3 separate regions of the Homo sapiens genome follow, and regions 1 and 2 are each linked to region 3. The links are chromatin contacts, found by Hi-C or POLR2A ChIA-PET in ENCODE. All regions are on one chromosome and are shown on one strand. The core of a region is the stretch at or near the end of the contact, and the rest is flanking DNA. Distances in the headings are between cores, read along the strand shown. Region 1 has its middle 78 kb from the start of FAM161A. Region 2 holds the start of PEX13 (peroxisomal biogenesis factor 13). Region 3 overlaps USP34 (ubiquitin specific peptidase 34).

The links. A loop is a pair of places that touch in the nucleus more often than their neighbours do. ChIA-PET counts read pairs that join two places held with the same protein, here RNA polymerase II (POLR2A). Pooled maps may share reads with other maps.
Region 1: a loop to region 3 is called in a pooled map, with 2.7 times the contacts of the local background. The contact joins two enhancer-like sites. A Hi-C loop is called at or near these places in 1 of 168 maps with a recorded cell type or tissue (gastrocnemius medialis), 2 of 37 single-sample maps with no recorded cell type and 9 of 50 pooled maps. POLR2A ChIA-PET finds 5 or more read pairs at or near these places in 3 of 52 experiments (GM12878, OCI-LY7 and naive thymus-derived CD8-positive, alpha-beta T cell).
Region 2: a pooled map shows a loop between it and region 3 (2.5-fold over the local background). The contact joins the promoter of PEX13 here to the enhancer-like site in region 3. A Hi-C loop is called at or near these places in 2 of 50 pooled maps. POLR2A ChIA-PET finds 5 or more read pairs at or near these places in 2 of 52 experiments (HCT116 and activated CD4-positive, alpha-beta T cell).

Annotation. Positions count from the first base shown.
Region 1 is chr2:61,774,588-61,777,358 of GRCh38, reverse strand. No RefSeq gene overlaps it. Among named protein-coding and RNA genes, the nearest start is that of FAM161A, 78 kb to the left of the region's middle. Within about 2 kb of position 1,283, at least 3 of the 41 ENCODE cell types and tissues checked have a DNase peak (open chromatin) inside an H3K27ac peak, as active enhancers do; they include OCI-LY7, where a contact is called at or near this core.
Region 2 is chr2:61,016,467-61,019,237 of GRCh38, reverse strand. It overlaps PEX13 (peroxisomal biogenesis factor 13), which reads right to left and starts at 1,518. Exons shown (of 4, transcript NM_002618.4): 1 at 1,387-1,518. The coding sequence starts at 1,478. PUS10 (pseudouridine synthase 10) reads left to right here and starts at 983. Exons shown (of 18, transcript NM_144709.4): 1 at 983-1,230. RefSeq lists an enhancer at 1,062-1,111.
Region 3 is chr2:61,425,015-61,427,860 of GRCh38, reverse strand. The region is part of intron 1 of USP34 (ubiquitin specific peptidase 34); the gene reads left to right. Among named protein-coding and RNA genes, the nearest start is that of SNORA70B, 9.1 kb to the right of the region's middle. RefSeq lists enhancers at 656-1,333, 1,334-2,011, 2,012-2,689. Within about 2 kb of position 1,385, at least 10 of the 41 ENCODE cell types and tissues checked have a DNase peak (open chromatin) inside an H3K27ac peak, as active enhancers do; they include OCI-LY7, where a contact is called at or near this core.

The sequences.
Region 1 (2,771 bases), core at 34-2,533, 350 kb before region 3:
CTGAGACTGCCCCATTGCACTCCAGCCTGGGCAACAAGAGTAAAACTCTGTCCTAAAAAAAAAAAAAAAAAAAAAAAAAAAGGGAAATCTTTGCCAAGACTTTCTTTTTTTTATGTTTTCATTTATTTCAAGGATGTTTTGGAATATTTTTATAACACCTACTTTAATGTCTTTGTCAGATAATGCCAACATCTGTGTCATCTTAGTGTTAGTGTCTATCAATTATCTTTTCCCAGTTTAGATTTTTCTGGTTTCTCAAATGCTGAGTAATTTTAGATTGTATCCTGGATATTTTGAATATTATGCTACGAGACTAGAGGTTTTGTTTAAATCCTGGAGTGAATGTTGACATTTTTGTGTTAGCCATAATCAGTCAGGTTGGGATTAGACTGTAAACTCCAATTAGACTTCTCTAGGTTGTAATTTTAATATCAGTTCTGTTTTTAAAGGCTTTGCAGTGTTATTTGGATCAGTCCTGAATGTTCTTGACCCAGTGGTCAGTCAAGGTCTGAGGCAGGAACTGTGTAGTTCAGTTCTCACAGCCTGTGGTACAGTGTTGAGGATCAGATCCACACATGTACAGCTTGGGAGTTACCTCAGAAATCATAAACTTTTGCTCCTTCCTCTACTCAATTTCCTAGTTTTATCCCAATTCCTTGGGGCTCCCTTTTATAGTTCTCTGATCAGAAAACTTGGGTTTTGTTTTTCATTTTATTTTTGAGACAGAGTCTCTCTCTGTTGCCCAGGCTGAGGTGTGCAATCTCAGCTCACTGCAGCCTTGACCTCCGGGCTCCAGAGATCCTCTCACCTCAGCCTCCTGAGTAGCTGGGACTACAGGCACGCACCACCACACCCAACGGATTTTTGTATTTTTTGTAGAGACAGTGTCTCACTGTGTTGCCCAGGCTGGTCTCGAACTCATGGGCTCAAGTGATCCTCCCACCTCGGCCTCCCAAAGTGCTGGGATTATAGGAATGAGCTGCTGTGCCCAGCCAAGTACATACGCTACTTTTCTGTTCACTTTCCGTAACTACGCTTATGTCTGGAGCGAGGCAGTGGGAGGACAGAGATGAAAAAAGAAAGCAGTGGGGGTTTGCCATTTACCCTACTCTGATTTTTGGGAACACAGCACCTCTGATCAGAGAGGAAAGTTCTCTTTTCTCAAAGTTTTAGGCACCTGCCTGCTCCTCTTACCATTAATGTCATTTTCACTTCTGCTTTTATAGGATTACTTGAGGTTTGGGTGCTAGAGAATGGAGAAAAGAAAAACAAAACAAAACAAAAAACAAAGCACATGAGATTTCCCCCACTTTGTCTGTATATTAGGAAACTCTTTTTCCACCCCTCAAGCCAGATCTAGAAGCCTTCTCCTGGAGCTCTTTCTGTCCACACTGATTTGGACTTCAGGCTTTTGGGCTGCACAAGTCCAGACTAGGGATATCAGAGGGGAAAAAATGGTAAGCTCTCTGCATGTTCAGTGGTACTTCATATTCATGCCTTCTTCTCCAACCTTTCTGTTTCGATTTACTTTTCAGTCCTCAAGTTTGGGAGCCATGCATTCTTTCCAGGTTAATAGCTACATTCAGTAGGAGAGATAGGTTGGGATTTGCTCACTCCATCTTACTTGGAACTAGAAACTTCCTAAAGCAGTGATGTTACAAGAAGATAATTTGAATTACAGTTTTCTAGTTTTACAATATTTTAAAGCTGATTGAATATAAATAATTTAAAAATATATTTCCAGGCCCAAATATTAACATTATAATTTAAACTACTGGATCCATCATTGACCCTTTTAATAATTGGAAGGTTTAAGACTCCCACACTCAATATATTAGAAAAATAATACATTCATGTTCATTCTCCCATTTTTTGTGTTTCTCTTTCAATATAGCACATTTACTACTAATGCTCATTTATCCCATCAAAAATGTCACATAAAAACTGGAATAATTCAGAAATTTGGAGTGGGATTCATTTACGATTTATAAGTTACCTGGTAGAGTTTGACTTATAAGAAAGCACATTGTGAGGGCCGGGTGTGGTGGCTCACGCCTGTAATCCCAGCAATTTGGGAGGCCAAGGCGGGCGGATCACCTGAGGTTGGGAGTTCGAGACCAGCCTGACCAACATGGAGAAACCCTGTCTCTACTAAAAATACAAAATTAGCCGGGCATGGTGGCACACGCCTGTAATTCCAACTACCCGGGAGGCTGAGGCTGGAGAATTGCTTGAACTTGGGAGGCAGAGGTTGCAGTGAGCCAAGATCACACCATTGCACTCCAGCCTGGGTGATAAGAGTGAAACTCTGTCTCAAACAACAACAACAACAGCAAACAGTACATGGTGAGGCTAGGTGCAGTAGCTCATGTCTGTAATCCTATCCCTTTGGGAGGCTGAGGCAGGCAGATTGCTTGAGCTCGGGAGTTCGAGACCAGCTGGATAACATGGTGAAACCCTGTCTCTACAAAAAAAAAAGAAAATTAACTGGGCATGGTGGTGTGCACTTGTAGTCCCAGCTACTTAGGAGACTGAGGCAGGAGGATCACTTGAGCCTGGGAGGTCGAGGCTGCAGTGAGCCATGATGGTGCCACTGCACTCCAGCCAGGGTGACAGACTGAAACCCTGTCTAAAAAAAATTTTTTTAAATAAAGTACATAATGAAACATATATAAGGTTTAGTGTTAGCTAGGATTTGGCTCAGCTTTGAATGATGAAAAAAGAAAAACCCAGAATAACTGTAGCTTACATCATATATGTCTATTTTTCTC
Region 2 (2,771 bases), core at 269-2,768, 410 kb after region 3:
TAAATAGTAACATGTAATTAGATATAAAATATATATTATTGTTACATTGTTAAGTTTTAGATATAAAATGCATATAAATAGCACAAACCTAAGTACTAAAATATAAAAACATTACTGGGTATGCGAAACACCAAATAAGGACAATAGTCACCACTATAAAGAAGAATGGGAGAGTTTAGCCGTCTTTTATTTTGAAAAATTCGACATAAGTCTGGCAAATGTTAACACTGTTTAAAGTTGAGTAGTGAATATATAGGTATTATCTTACTCTCTACTGGTCTCTGTGTTTAAAATATTTCACGATAAAGTGGGAAAATGGTTAATTTTACATAAAAAGAACTTTAACAGATGCAAAAAATAAAACCTCTCTCATTCGACAAGCAGCCTAAATGGGGAAAAAAGAACCCACTCAAAAAAAAGGTAGCAGATAATGTCACCGTGGCTTACCAGCCTAATCAAACTTATTACTTGTTATGTATATATCCTTATTAAACTAAGTCGTTACTGTGTTAAAGCATTTTAGTGTTTAAATAAAAGATTTCAGAATACAGCAGAAATACATTCCAATATGTTGGGGTTTTTACGCTTAGGAAAACCTACAATAGTAGGTGATTTGACATTTGAATCACACCTATCTGAATTAAGATGTCCAGCACTACCAAACAAAAGCCACACGAGGCCACGAAACACTCCCAACTCTGCATGTTTTAGCCTTTTTAAAGTCCTAGAAACCAACTGATACTGATTAAAAACCAAACAAAAAAAAAATACAGGCCTCAGAAAAATACACTATTTTGCACACAAAGTCCATCCATAGGCCTCAGATCTAGAACTCCTGCTTTAAAGTTGCTTCTCCAATCTCGATCCGAAACACTGGCTGAGTTATGCTGGAAAAGAATGCAAAGTGTACGGGGCTTGAGTTCCTGTTGCGTAAAACCTTTCCGGCTTTCAGCAACTTCTCGAGAGGTTAACACCTTTAAGGAGAGACTTTGCTCCCTGTCGATGCCGTGGCTGGACAAATGCCGCTCTCAACTGCTACAGACCAAAGTCTACGCTTTAAAGATAGAGAAGCCATTCTGTCAAAGTGAAAACAGAAGCGGTAGGTAGGAAGCCGCCCCCCTTTCTTTCAAGCACAGAGACCCAGAGAGACGCCCAGGAGCTCCCGAAAAAAACGTTGCTGATTAGAGCTGCCGGGTCAGAAACAGCTGTGAGACACTAAAGTCCCCACTGGTAAGCGCCCCAGCTCCACCTCGGCCCCTATCCCCAAGGTTGGGTATTGGTTAAAGGGGGGAAGGGAATACCTCCACTAACAACCGCTACAACCGCCTCCTGCCAAGTCCCCGCTCGGGCCCACTAAACTCACAGCCTGAAGAATCCCACACTCACTGGAAAGTGGGGCCCGGTCCTGGTCCCGGTCCGGCTCCCGGAATTCGGCGGGTCTCCCAGGGTTTGGGGGGAGGTGGCGGCTGGGACGCCATCTCCTCCGCCTCCTCTCGGCTCCCGCTCCTACCCCTGACTGTCCAGGCCCGCGTAGACCAGCACCTGGAGCGTAAGACACAACGGGCAGAACACCGAGCCGTCCACCCCGCCCACCCTTGCAGTCAGGACAAGGCTTGAGTTACTTTGCCAGCTGAATCCATACAGCGGGAGGATGCCACTAATTTGTAGGAAGAAACACGCTCTTTGTATTTGCCCCAGAAAGAGCTGCCTTTCTAAACCTCAGGGTAAAGGCTCATCGATATTTCTGGTAGCGGCTACAACTCCCTAGACGTCGGAGTCCCACCGAGGCTTTTCTGGGAGTGGACCAGTCGGGCTGGGAGTAAAGCCGCACGCACTCCTTCGCTCGTGGGGGAGGTAGGGTGAGGTGGCAAACCAGGCAGTTTTTCGGATTTCCTCTACAAACAAGAAGGGAGAAGCTCACTTAGTCCTAGCGAGAGCGGGCTGGTACTTTTGTTCTAAAACGCACGTTTCCTCGGGGAACAGAATTGCTAGACGCAATAGGTGCGTTGTCTTTAGTCTTCCCTCTTCCCTTCGAGGGCCGGAAGGGGTTAAATCTCAGGCTCCGGCGTCTGGGGAGAAGGTGAGGCGGGTAGGTAAGAGGTGAAGGAGTGCAGACTGGGTGCAAAAGAGGTGTGGCGGGAGAGAGTTCGTTTCTCTCCTGCTGGAGCGGCTTTGTTAGCAAAGGAGGGGTGAGTGGGAAGTTTGTTGCACCTGACCGAAGGGGGAAGGGCTTGCTTGGCGAAAACTGAGGCTTGAGGTTAGATCTCGGGATGAACTTTTCAAGAGTCCACAGTAGATTCCAGAGCTGAATGTTTCAGAAGCCCAGTGAAGTGTGATCACCTCTTTCTCCGTAAATCCACACCCCCAGCCCCACGCCGCGTTACGAATGACACCCTTCGGTAGGGAAATGAGTTTTAAAAGATCTTAGGATATGAGACTCAGTCTGGTCATTTCGCTAGTTTTTCTTATACCCTGCCCCTTTTCTCGTTTTCGATGACTGGTTTTTGTAATCGTCCAAGAGGTGAAAATAAAGTCCTTCCTCTCCTCCAGTAAGCCAGAGACTGGGCTAGTTATCCTTGATTTGGGGAGGAGGGATTCAGTCCTCCTAGGGAGCCTGACACATGAAAGGCGGCTTTGTAGCAACTTGTTACAGAGTTATTTCTATAAAACAAACACATAAACGAAAAGCAAACATCTTGAGGGTAACCAACACTGGAAAACTTACATTGTGGAATGCCTTTCTCAGGGCTTGCTTTCAAACATAATAAATC
Region 3 (2,846 bases), core at 136-2,635:
GCCCTTTTGAGGCTATTTTCTAGATCCCGTAGGCATGCTTCATTTTTAGAAATTCCGTTTTCTTTTTTCTCCTGACTTGGGTGTTTTCAAATAGTCTGTGTTTGAACTCACTAATTCTTACTTCTCTGCCATCAATTCTGCTGCAAAAGACTAATACATTCTTTAGTATGCCAATTGCGTTTTTCAGCTCCAGAATTTCTGCTGGAGTCTTCTTACATGTTTTAATCTTTGTTAAAGTTATCTGATAGAATTCTGTATTCCTTCTGTGTTATCTTGAATTTCTTTGAGTTTCCTCAACACGGCTATTTTGAATTCCTTATCTGAAAGGTCACATATCTCTGTTTCTCCAGGATTGGTCCCTGATGCCTTATTTAGTTCATTTGGTGAGGTCATGTTTTCCTGGATGGCGTTGATGCTAGTAGATGTTCTTGAGTGGCATTGAAGAGTTAGGTATTTATTGTAGTCTTCACTGTCTGGCCTTATTTGAAGCTGTCCTTCTTGGGAAGGCTTTCTAGATATTTGAAAGAACTTGGGGCCGGGCACGGTGGCTCATGCCTGTAATCCCAGCACTTTGGGAGGCCAAGGCGGGTGGATCACGAGGTCAGGAGATCGAGACTATCCTGGCTAACATGGTGAAACCCTGTCTCTACTAAAAATACAAAAAAATTAGCCGGGCGTGGTGGCGGGCACCTGTAGTCCCAGCTACTCGGGAGGCTGAGGCAGGAGAATGGTGTGAACCTGGGAGGCAGAGCTTGCAGTAAGCCGAGATCGTGCCACTGCACTCCAGCCTGGGCAACTCCATGTCAAAAAGAAAAAAACTTGGGTATTGTGATCTAAGCTGTATCTGCTTTAGGGGTACCCCAAGCCCAGTAATTCTGTGGTTCTTGCAGACTCATACAGGTACCACCTTGATGGATTTGGACAAGATCTGGATAATTTGTGGATTACCAGGTGGAGACTCTTGTTCTCTTTCCTTACTTTCTCCCAAACACACGGTCTCGCTGTCCTGAGCCACCTAAAGCTGGGGTTGGAGTGAGTGACACAAGCACCCCTGTGGCCACCATGACTGTGCTGGGTCAGTCTTGAAATTAGGACTATGCTGGGTCTCACCCAAGGCCTGCTGTAACTGCACTCTGGCTACCTCCCATGTTTGCTGAAGGCCCTGGTGCTGTGCAATCAGCAGTTGGCAAAGCCAGCCAGACCTGCATCCTTCCTTCAGGGCAGCAAGATCTCTAGACCCCAGGTGGGTCCAGAAGTGTTGTCTGGGAGTTAAGATACTAGAGCAATACTTTTTGTATTGTGGCTGAGCTGGCATTCAAACCACAGGACTGGTACTTCTCACTCTTTTTCCCATTTCCACCTCACCTCGTAGCCACCGCCACCCCCAGGCCACAAGGGGTACTGCCAGACTCACCGATGTTTCTCTAAGGCCCAGTGTCTCTGAAGTCAGCTTGTCATGAACGCTCTGTTACCTGGGACTCACCCTTCAGGGCAGTGGGCTCCCCTGTGGCCCAGGGCAGGTCCAGAAATGCCATTTAAGAGTCAGGTCTTAGAATTAGGGACACCCAAGAATCAACTGGTGCTCTACCCTGCTGTGTTTGTGCTGGTACCTAAGCTGTAAGACAAAGTTCTCTTTACTCTTTCCCTCAGCTTTTCTCAAGTAGGAGTTTTGCCCCATAGCCACCACAGCTGGTAATGTGCTGAATCTCACTGAAGCCAGCAAGTCTCAGAGGCTCAACTGAGGCCCTCAATGTAGTACTTGGATATCGCTACTGGTTATTCAGGGCCCAAGGGCTCCTCAGTTAGGTGATGAATGCTGTCAGCTCCTGTCTTCTGGCCCAGGGTGTGTGTAGAAATGTCTGGGAGTTAGGGCCCTGAACAGGGGACCTCATGACTCTGAGCGGTGCCCTGTCTTGCTGTGGCTGAGCTGGTATCCAAGATGCAAGAGAGTCCCCCCCACTCTTCCTTCTCTCCTCAAACAGAAGGAAGGCATCTTTCTTGGAGCCCTGAGCTGTGCAGCCTGTCGAGGGGAAGGGGTGATGCCAGCACTCCATTGGCTGCCCCGCCTGGTGTCTCAGTATGTCTCATTCCCTGCTTCCTGTCCCCCTTCCCACCACCTCTACTGTCTTGGTGCCCAGTTCATTCATTACTAAGAATCGGTTAAGAGTTGTAGTCCTTACGGCTCAGACTGCCAAAAAGTTTACTTGGAAACATGGAGTGCTGTAGCCCTCCATGGTGAGGCTGGTGGGAACTCAAGTTGGGACTCCTGGGATCGGCAGTTGCCCTCCGCTTTAGGGCTGGTTTAAATGCTCCCTCCCTGGGTGGGAGTCACCTGGGTTTGATCTGGTTTTCTTTTCTGCTCTCACAGGACAGCACTGAGTTCAGTGGCTTGCAGTTGCTGTGTTGTCCCTCCCTCAGCACCGAGAGGCTCTAGGCACCAGGCCTTTTGCTGCTGGCTGGGGGAACAGGAAGTGTGCGTAGTTGCTAATTGAGGACTGTTGTTTCTCCCTTCAGTGATACGCAGTTAAAACCAGGTACTATGAGTACTCACCTGATTTTTGTTTTTTATGAAGGTGTTTCAGTTAAAACCAGGTACTATGAGTACTCACCTGATTTTTGTTTTTTATGAAGGTGTTTTTTCTATGTAGATCTTAATTTGGTATCCTTGTTGGCGGGGGCATGGGCATGATCAGTGGAGCCTTCTATGCTTGCTCTGCCTCCCACCTGTTTTCAGTCTAAAAAATCAGTGGCAGCTGGGCGCAGTGGGCCACACCTGTAATCCCAGGAGGCCAAGGCAGGTGGATCATGAGGTCAGGAGTTTGAGACCAGCCTGGCCAACGTGGTGA